Regions from separate parts of the Homo sapiens genome. Here region 2 is linked to region 1. A link is an interaction called in ENCODE POLR2A ChIA-PET data of the cell type or tissue named here. Cell type or tissue: OCI-LY7. All regions are shown on one strand. Each heading gives the region's core, and the rest is flanking DNA. Links, peaks and the distances in the headings are about the cores only. Region 1 overlaps SYNC (syncoilin, intermediate filament protein). Region 2 overlaps S100PBP (S100P binding protein).

Region 1 (5,381 bases), core at 161-5,160:
CACGATGTGTGCTAACAGCACAGCTTGGAGGTCAGGAGGCCTGGGTTTTACTTCCAGCTTTGCCATTCGACCTTGGGCAGATTTCCTCCTTGGAGTTCATCTGGTTTCTGCCTGTCTGCCCTTACAGAGCCCCACCCTAGGATATAGAGCAGAATGAGAACTCTGCTTGTCCTTAGGAAACTCACTATCAGGGAGACAGACACATGTACTTCTGTAACTGGAGCAATAAGTGTGAAGATGTGCTGCATACAGAGTGCCCTGAGAACACACATGGGGCTGTCTGGGAGATACTTTACGGAAGAGATGAAGTTTGAGCAGGGCTTGAAGGATGAGTAGAAATTTGTTAGATAGATAGAAGTATATTGTGGGCCCGGCGCGGTGGCTCACGCCTGTAATCCCAGCACTTTGGGACGCCGAGGTGTGCGGATCACCTGAGGTCAGGAGTTCAAGACCAGCCCGGCCAACATGGTGAAACCCGGCTCTACTAAAAATACAAAAATTAGCCAGGCGTGGTGGCGTGTGCCTGTAATCCCAGTTACTTGGGAGGCTGAGACAGGAGACTTGCTTGAACCCAGGAGGCAGAGGCTGCAGTGAGCGGAGATTACACCATTGCACTCCAGCCTGGGCAACAAGAGTGAAACTCCATCTCAAAAAAAAAAAAAGTATATTGTGACTGCTGCATGCCAGGCTTTTTATATGTGCTGTAGTTACCTCTTTTGGACCTCACGCCTATCCTAGGAGGGTGGTAAATACTGCAGGCCTTCTCCAGCCTCCACCACTTACAACAGTTGTGGAACCTTGTGTGAGTTCTTACTCTGTGCATTGGCTTCCTCATCTATAAAATGGAGATAATAGATGAAGATTCTTTCTTTCTTTCTTTTTTTGAGACAGAGTCTTGCTCTTGTTGCTCAGGCTGGAGGGCAATGGCGCAATCTCAGTTCACTGCAACCTCTGTCTCCCAGGTTCAAGCAATCCTCCTGCTTCAGCCTCCTGAGTAGCTAGGATTACAGGCACACACCACCATACCCAGCTAATCGTTTGTATTTTTAGTAGAGACGGAGTTTCACCATGTTGGCCAGGCTGGTCTCAAACTCCTGACCTCAGGTGATCCACCCGCCTCGGCCTCCCAAAGTGCTGGGATTACAGGCGTGAGCCACTGCACCCAGCCAATAGATGATGAGGATTCTATAAATGAGTATTCATGTAAAATGCCTAGAATAATCTTGAACACGGTGAAGTCATTCCAAGGTGGGCGGCTCGGCACGAGAATGATGAAAGGGCCGTCTGCTGGGAAAGCAGGGACTGTTGAATATCAGAGTGAGTTTGGCTGGCTGAGCAGGTGCATCCTTCCTGGCCCTGGCTCTAGGAGCTCTGCCTTCCCAGGTAGTACAGGGTTCTCTAGTTAGGTGGTTTTTGAGAAGCTGCAATTCTCAGCTGGACACCGTGGGCTTAGAGTAGGAGGTGTAAAAAGTTAATGCAAGCTCTAGGATGTCAAGCATTGGGTGGGTTGCAGGAATAATGTGAGAGGAAGCTAAAAAAGGTATGTTTGGGGCCGGGTGTGGTGGCTTATGCCTGTAATCCCAGCACTTTGGGAGGCCGAGGCAGGCGGATCATGAGGTCAGGAGTTCGAGACCAGCCTGACCAAGATGGTGAAACCCTGTCTCTTCTAAAAATACAAAAAATTAGCCAGGCATGGTGGTGGGCGCCTGTAGTCTCAGCTACTCGGGAGGCTGAGGTAGAGAATTGCTTGAAACCAGGAGCCGGAGGTTGCAGTGAGCCGAGATTGCACCACTGCACTCCAGCCTGGGCAACAGAGCGAGACTCTGGCTCAAAAAAAGAAAAAAAAAAAAAAAGGTATGTTTGGGCCACATCTTTAAGGACCTTGAAACCATGCGTAGCAATTTGGGTATTTATTGGTGAAGTGGAGCAATAGTTCACTCTGTGTTGTAGCAAGTTAACTGTGGTGGTGTAGAGAATAGATTGAGGTGAGGAGAGGAGGAAGTCCTTTTAGAAGACCAGGACAAAAGTGCCAGTGAGACAGGATGTCTTGGAGTAGGGCCCTGATAGTGGGATGCAGAAGAGGGGGATGGAGACTGTAGTCTTTCTAAGATAGAAAGGTCACTTTTTGGCCAGGCGCAGTGACTCGTGCCTGTAATCCCAGCACTTTGGGAGGCCATGATCCCTGGTGGATCACGAGGTCAGGAGATTGAGACCATCCTGGCCAACATGGTGAAACCCTGTCTCTACTAAATACACAAAAATTAGCCAGGCGTGGTGGCAGGCACCTATAGTCTCAGCTACTCAGGAGGCTGAGGCAGGAGAATCACTTGAACCCAGGAGGAGGAGGTTGCAGTGAGCTGAGACCACGCCACTGCACTCCAGCCTGGGCGACAGAGTGAAGCTCCATCTCAAAAAAAAAAAAAAAAAAGAAAAGAAAAGTCACTTCTCAGTGAACTGGCTATACAGGGGAGGGAAAGAGCTGTCTGAAGATTTCTTGCCTGTGGCCGGATGTGGTGGCTCATGCCTGTAATCCCAGCACTTTGGGAGGTCTAGGTAGGAGGATCGCTTGAGCTCAGGAGTTTGAGACCAGCCTGAGCAACATAGTGAGACTTCATCTCTACAAAAAGTTAAAAAATTAGCGGGTGTGGCGCTACGTGCCTGTAGTCCTGGCTACCCGGGAGGCTGAGGCAGGAGGATGGCTTGAGCCGGGGAGGTTGAGGCTGCAGTGAGCTATGATCATGCCACAGTACTCAGGCCTGGGCGACAGAGGGAGACTCCATCTCAAAAAAAAAAAAAAAGACAAAAACAAAAAAACAGAAACAGGAAAGACCAAAGCTATTTGCATTTGAGGGGCAAAGCAGCAAGAGAACACTCCCCAGTGGGAACTGACTGAGCTGGCAGGCAATAGGCAGCTGGGTCAAAGAGCTCAGATGTCAGAATGATGGAATCTGACTTCAAGAGCGTTTGACAGGATAGAAGGGTGGGCCAGTTCTAACAAGATGAACTTTTACAGAAACAAGAAATGTTGCTTACAAGCACTTGGTATGAAAAACTTTTTTTTTTGATACAGAGTTTGGTTTTGTTGCCCAGGCTGGAGTGCGGTGGCGCAATCTGGGCTCACTGCAAGCTCCGCTTCCCAGGTTCACACCATTCTCCTGCCTCAGCCTCCCGAGTAGCTGGGACTACAGGTGCCCGCCACCACGCCTGGCTAATTTTTTTGTACTTTTAGTAGAGACGGGGTTTCACTGTGTTAGCCAGTATGGTCTCGATCTCCTGACCTCATGATCCGCCTGCCTCAGCCTCCCAAAGTGCTGGGATTACAGGCGTGAGCCACCACGCCCGGCATTTTTTTTTTTTTTTTTTTTTTGAGATGGAGTCCCGGTCTGTCGCCCAGGCTGTGGTGTGATCTCGGCTCACTGCAACCTCTGCCTCCCAGGTTCAAGCGATTCTTGTGCCTTAGCCTCCCGAGTAGCTGAGATTACAGGCATGCACCATCATGCCCTGCTAAGTTTTGTATTTTTAGTAGAGACGGGGTTTCACCATGTTGGCTAGGCTGATCTCGAACTCCTGAGCTCAGGTGATCCACCCGTCTTGGCCTCCCAAAGTGCTGGCATTACAGGCGTGAGCCATCTCGCCCAGCCCTGGGGCACTGTTTTTGATACCCATCCCAATTTCTAGCTCTTGGGGAACTTAAGAATAAAGGCAAATTAAAAAAAAATCCTCAAAAGAGTGACAGTCTGAAAGCTGTCATTTGTGTCACAAGGATATGACACAAATGAAGAGGGCACTGGAAACCTGGACATGTATGGAATAACAAAGATAAGCTGGGTTTTTTTTGTTTTTTTTTTTGACAGGGTCTCTGTTGCCCAGGCTGGGGTGCAGAGTGGTGCAGTCATGGCTCAGCACAGCCTCGACCTCCCAGGCTCAGGTGATTCTCCCACCACAGCCTCCCAAGTATCTGGGACTACAGGTGTACACCATCATGCCCAGCTAATTTTTTGTATTTTTTTGTAGAGATGGGGTTTCGCCATGTTGCCCACGCTGGCCTTAAACTCCTGGACTCAAGAGGTCTTGGCCTCCCAAAGTGCTGGATTACAGACATGAGCCACCGCACTTGACCACGGTTATCTTTTTTTTTTTTTTGAGACGGAGTTTCGCTGTTGTTGCCCAGGCTGGAGTGCAATGGTGCAATCTCGTCTCACTGCAACCTCTGCCTCTTTGAAGTTCAAGAGATTCTCCTGCCTCAGTGAGTATCTGGGATTACAGGCATGCACCACCACGCCCGGCTAATTTTGTATTTTTAGTAGAGATGGGGTTTCTCCATGTTGGTCAGGCTGGTCTTGAACTCCCGACCTCAGGTGATCCGCCTGATTCGGCCTCCCAAAGTGCTGAGATTACAGGTGTGAGCCACCACGCCTGGCCGACCATGGTTCTCTTTAAGTGTTTAGATAACTTACACAGAAAAGAAGGTAGAAATATCTGATCCTAGAAGGAAGAATCAGGTAAATCCAGTGGCTAAAAGTTACCAGGAATTGCTGGGCATGGTGGCTCAATGCCTGTAATCCCAACACTTTGGGAGGCTGAAGAGGGCGGATCACTTGAGGTCAGGAGTTTGAGACCAGCCTGGCCAACATGGTAAAACCCCATCTCTACTAAAAATACAAAAATCAGCTGAGTGTGATGGCACGTGTCTGTAGTCCCACCTACCTGGGAGGTGGAGGCTGAAATGGCACCACTGCACTCCAGCCTGGGTGACAGAGCAAGACTCCATCTCAAAGAAAAAAAAAAGTTATAAGGAAGGTTTTACCTCAACATTATAATTTTATTAGAACTGGGCTGGGCGCAGTGGCTCATGCCTATAATCCCAGCACTTTGGGAGGCCGAGGCGGGCAGATCATGAGGTCAGGAGTTTGAGAACAGCCTGACTAACATGGTGAAACCCCATCTCCACTAAAAATACAAAAATTAGCCGGGCGTGGTGGTATGTGTGCCTATAATCCCAGCTGCTCAGGAGGCTGAGGCAGGAGAATCACTTGAACCTGGGAGGTGGAGGCTGCAGTGAGCCAAGATCGCACCACTGCATTCCAGCCTGGCAACAGAGCAAGACTCCGTCTCAAAAAAAAAAGGCGTGGTGGTGCTACTTGGGAGGCTGAGGCAAGAGAATCGCATGAACTGGGGGACAGAGGTTGCAGTGAGCCGACATCACGCTATTGCACTCCAGCCTCGGCAATACAGCGGGACTCCATCTCAAAAAAAAAAAATTATTATAATTGTGGAACAAACAGTGGTGCCTCAGGTATGTCGAGTCCTTGGAGCTGCATAAGCAGAGACCATATGGTGATGTCGCTGGGATGCTGGCAGGGGATCTACACCGTGGTTGG
Region 2 (5,381 bases), core at 186-5,185, 140 kb before region 1:
CCATTCTCCTGCCTCAGCCTCTCGAGTAGCTGAGACTACAGGAGCCACGCGCAGCTAATTTTTTGTATTTTTAGTAGAGACGGAGTTTCACCGTGTTAGCCAGGATGGTCTCGATCTCCTGACCTCGTGATCCGCCCGCCTCGGCCTCCAAAAGTGCTGGGATTACAGGCGTGAGCCACCGCACCCAGCTGGCAGTTTCTCAAAAAGTTAAACACACACCTACCGTATGACCCAGTCATTTTACTCTAGATATTTACTTAAGAAAAATAAAAGCATATATATACAAAGATTTGTGCATGAATGTTCCTAACAGTTTTATCTGTCATAGCCAAAAATTGAACATAAGCCAAATGCCCATCTAAGTGAATGGGTAAACATTCACTTAGGGATAAATCTATATAATGGAATACTACTCAGCAATAAAAAGAAATAAACATGCAACATGGATGAATTTCAAAATAATTATCTTGAGACAAAGAAGCCAGACTCAAAAGAGTACATAGTGTATGATTCCATCACATAAAACTTTAGAAAATGCAAACTAACTGCAGTAGACACTAGATCAGTGGTCAATCTTGCCTGGGGATTAGAGGGGGCAGAGATAGGCAGAAGGGAGGAATTACAAAGGTGCACAAAGAAAGTTTTTAGTCCAATATGCTTATTATCTTTTTTTTTTTTTTTTTTGAGACGGAGTTTTGCTTTTGTTGCCCAGGCCGGAGTGCAATGGCGCGATCTCGGCTCACCGCAACCTCCACCTCCCGGGTTCAAGTGATTCTCCTGCCTCAGCCTCCCGAGTAGCTGGGATTACAGGCAGGTGGCCGGTGCCTATAATCCCAGCTAGGAGGCTGAGGCAGGAGAACTGCTTGAACCTGGGAGGTGGAGGCTGCAGTGAGCTCAGATTACGCCACTGCACTCCAGCCTGGGCAACAGGGCGAGACTGTCTCAAAAACAAACAAACAAACAAAAAGAACTTCCAGAGAGAAAAAGACAGATGACATACAAAGAAATAAAAGTTAAACTTATAACAGACTTCAGACTTCTTAAGAGCAATACTGAATGTCTTCAAATTTCTTTTTTTTTTTTTTTTTTTTTGAGATGGAGTCTTGTTTTGTTGCCCAGGCTGGACTACAGGCACCCGCCACCACACCAGGCTAATTTTTGTATGTTTTTTTTTTAGTAGAGATGGGGTTTCACCATATTGGCCAGACTGGTCTCGAACTCTTGACCTTGGGATCCGCCCACCTCAGCCTCCCAAAGTGCTGGGATTACAGGCGTGAGCCACTGCGCCTGGCCATGTCTTCAAATTTCTGAGCAAAAATTGATTTTAAATTTAGAATTTTATATCAAACTATCAATCAAGTATGAGGATAGAATAAAGACATGTTCAGATATGTAAACACAAAGAAAACATCTATGCACCCTTTCTTAGATATTCTCAGAGGATGTCCTCTACTAAAACCAAAAATAAGAAAGAGGAAGATATAGGATCCAAGAAACAGGATTCAACCCAGGAGGGCAGCAGAGGAAAATCCTGGGATGACAGCTCTGTTGCAGGGCTAAAGAACAAGCAGTGCAAATTGGAGCAGTAGAACAGAAGGCTCTAGGAAAAAGCTCTCCCAAAAAAAAAATTTAATGAAAGAAACTGAAGCAATTAACAACTCTACAAAAATAAACAATTCAAGAAAGAAAATGAAGCCATAATATACTACTTGGCTTTTCAGTGAACAATACTTAGTTGGGACACAAAAACAATGAATACTGATTTAACACCCTTTAGGATAGCTACTATAAAAAAAAACAAACAAAAACAAAAACACAAGCCAGGCACAGTGGTTCACACCTGCAATCCCAGCACTTTGGGAGGCCGAGATGGGGAGATCACTTGAGCTCAGGAGTTCGAGACCAGCCTGACCAACATGGCAAAACCCCATCTCTACTAAAATACAAAAATTAGCCAGACGTGGTGGAGTGCGCCTGTAGTCCCAGCTACTTGGGAGGCTGAGGCACGAGAATCACTTGAATGTGGGAGGTAGGGGTTGCAGTGAGCCAAGACTGTACCACTGCACTCCAGCCTGGATGACAGGGCGAGACTCCAGCCTCAAAAAAAAAAAAAAAGCACAAAAAAATAAGTGCTGGCAAGGATGGGGAAAAATTAGAACTCTTGTGCACTGTTGGTAGGACTGCAAAATGGTGCAACTGCTATGAAAAACAGTATGAAGTTCCTCAAAAAATTAAAAACAGACCTACCATATGGTCCAGCAATCCCACTTCTGCATATATATCCAGAAGAATTAAAAATAGGGTCTTAAAGAGATATCTGTAGACCCATGTTCATAGTGGCACAATTCACAATAGCCAAGAAGTGGAAGCAACCCAAATGTCTACTGACAGATGAATGGATTAAACAAAATGGTGTGTATATATACAATGGAATATTATTCAGCCTTAAAAAGGAAGGAAATTGAGTGGTGAGAAAAATAGAAAAAAAATAAAAATAAAAATATTTAAAAAGGAAGGAAATCCTGTCACATGCCACAATGGGTAAATCTTGAAGACATTATACTAAACGAAATAAGCCAGTCACAAAAAGATAAATATTGTATGATTCCACTTATAAAAGGTATCTAAAGTAGTCATATTTAAAAAAAAAGAAAGTAGAATGGTGGTTACCAGAGACTGAAGGGAGAGAGGGGGAACTGTTGTGTAGGTATAGAGTTTTAGATTTGCAAGATGAAGAGGTTCTGGAGATATGTTTCACAACAATGTGAATATATGTAACATTACTGAATTGTGCACTTAAAAATGGTTAAGATGGTAATTTTATGTTAGATGTATTTTTTTTACCACAATTAAAAAAAAAGATTAATGGGATCATGTCAATAGGAACAAGAGTCATCTTGAAGGAGCTCCCATTTATCAAATTTGAGACAAATTGAGCATCAAAAAGAAAAACCAAGAACAGTAGCTATAATTGATTACAACATATTGATTCTTTAAAAAAATCCATGAGGTTATAGTAATAGTAAAGTAATAGAAAATCTTTACAAAAGAATGCTAGTTAATAACTGTAGAAGAAATTATATATTTAGAAAATGAACATTTTTTTCTTTTGAGATGGAATTTTGCTCGTTGCCCAGGCTGGAGTGCAATGGCCTGATCTTCGCTCACTACAACTTCTGCCTCTTGGGTTCAAGAGATTCTCCTGCCTCAGCCTCCCGAGTAGCTGGGATTACAGGCGCCCACCACCACGCCCAGCTAATTTTTATATTTTTAGTAGAGACAGGTTTCATCATGTTAGTCAGGCTGGTCTTGAACTCCTGACCTCAGATGATCCATCTGCCTCAGCCTCCCAAAGTGCTGGGATTACAGGCATGAGCCACTGCGCCTGGCCAAAAAAGAACATTTTCTATGTAACTCCCAGTGCAGCAGCTCATTCAAGCAAGGATCATCAATAAATGCTCAAGCAATTAGGTGAACAGTTAGTTGTTGGGGAACAGGATATTCACATGGTACCAAAGCATCACCCCACAGATAATTTACTAATTAAAAAGGGGTAAATGTACTTTACAATGGGAAGACATGGCAGTTAACACCTTAACAAACTTAGTATTACTATTTGTGGAACAACCTGTCATTAAGTGTCATATATGCCTGCTGATTTGATTAGAAGGATATAGTGTAGGGTATAGTGTAGGATGAATACACAATAGCACCTAGGAATTATCCCTGCCAAAAACACTTAATTTGAATCTAATCCCACCTCTGGACCCAGCTTCTAGTTTACAGGAAATACAGAGAATGGAGGAACAAATTAAATGATACCACAAGAAACAGACAAAATTCAGAATGTGGGACAATCTATAAAACAAGTGACCTAAATTAAAAGAGATTAAGGAGACAATAACTAAATGTGAACTTTGATTAGATGCTATTTCACCAAAGTTACAAGAATATATTTTTGGGACAACTAAGGAAATTGGAATATGGAATATATATTACATGATTTTTTAAAAATTATGATTAAATATAAATTATCAATAAACAAAAAACATTTAACCTGACCAATTATTAAAACAAAATATGTTAAAATTTACCTATCAAATTGGTGACACTAAAAATTAATACAATTTTTTGGGGCAGGACCATCTGGTAACATGTAACAGTTTTTTAAATGTTTATATACTTTACCCAGCAATTCCACTTCTAGGGATTCATCCTATAGAAATAAGAATTGTACATAAACATTTATTGACCAGAATGTTCACTGCAGCATTACTAATGAAAATGGACACAATCTAATTTACCAAGATGAAATAAATTATATAATAAAATACTTTGTAATCATTAAAAATCTTAATTTCAAATATTTTACATGAAAAGGTCCTTAAAATACATTAAGTACAAAGAAAGCAGATTATAAACTATTAATATGTAATTTCCCTGTATATATTCTACCTTACAGGAAAGATAATTATCAAAATGTTAATTTTGTTATTTCTAGGTGGCAGGATAGATTTATAGGTGATTTTAAGTTTTTTTCTTTGTAGGAGAGAGAATCATTATTTCTAATGTCTGAAAGAATAAAAAATGGGCTGGGTGCTGTCTCACGCCTGTAATCCCAGCACTTTGGGAGGCCAAGGTGGGCGGATCACTTGAGGCCAGGAGTTCGAGACCAGCCTGGCCAAAATGGTGAAACCGTGTCTCTACTAAAAATACAAAAATTAACCAGGTGTGGTTGTCTGCGCCTGTGGTCCCAGCTACTCAGGAGGCTGAGGCAAGAGAATCGCTTGAACCCGGGAGGGAGAGGCTGCAGTGAGCCGAGATCGCGCCACTGCACTCCAGTCTGGGCAGCAGACTCTGTCTCCAAAAAAAAAAAAAAGAAAATAATAAAAAATGAAAGACAGAACAAAGTTATTTTTCATGATGCTAGAGGGCAGAACTAGGAACTACCACTAGAAGTTATAGGGAAGCCACGTTTGACTCAACGTAAGGAATAACGTTCTAACAACTAAAATTTTCTAAGCAATGAATGACCTGCCTTATGAGGTAATGCGTTTTGCATTATTAGAACTTTAAGCAAAGGCTAAACGGTCACTTGGCAAAAATATATAGAACAGACTTATGTGTTAGGAGATTAAAGAGAAGCTCTTAATGATCCTTTTCTACTTTAAGTACTTATAATTTCATAGAAAGTTTTCCATTTGCAGGGATACCAGAAAGGAAGTTGTTGGTATTTCTTTTTAAGTGTTATTATAAAAAAAAAACCCATGGGGCACTAAACTAAAGAGATTATACTTACATTAGAATAATGGAGTTGAAGGATGATTTACTTTGTTACATTCTACATCAATAATATATACATTATTGATAAAGTGAAAAGA

What was found. ChIA-PET counts read pairs that join two places held together with the same protein. Peaks named below come from ENCODE experiments on the same cell type or tissue, not always from the same donor. Only the 100,000 strongest peaks of a DNase experiment are listed, where the experiment ranks them.
Region 2: POLR2A ChIA-PET joins it to region 1 with 5 read pairs; 3 of 35 experiments call an interaction of 5 or more read pairs at or near these places.

Annotation. Positions count from the first base shown.
Region 1 is chr1:32,696,201-32,701,581 of GRCh38, reverse strand. The region is part of intron 1 of SYNC (syncoilin, intermediate filament protein); the gene reads left to right. Among named protein-coding and RNA genes, the nearest start is that of SYNC, 3.9 kb to the left of the region's middle. In OCI-LY7, for the core only: no CTCF peak of the experiment used is centred there; a DNase peak (open chromatin) is centred at 2,851.
Region 2 is chr1:32,832,869-32,838,249 of GRCh38, reverse strand. All of the region lies in intron 5 of S100PBP (S100P binding protein), which reads right to left. Among named protein-coding and RNA genes, the nearest start is that of S100PBP, 18 kb to the right of the region's middle. RefSeq lists an enhancer at 4,396-4,565. In OCI-LY7, for the core only: no CTCF peak of the experiment used is centred there; no DNase peak of the experiment used is centred there.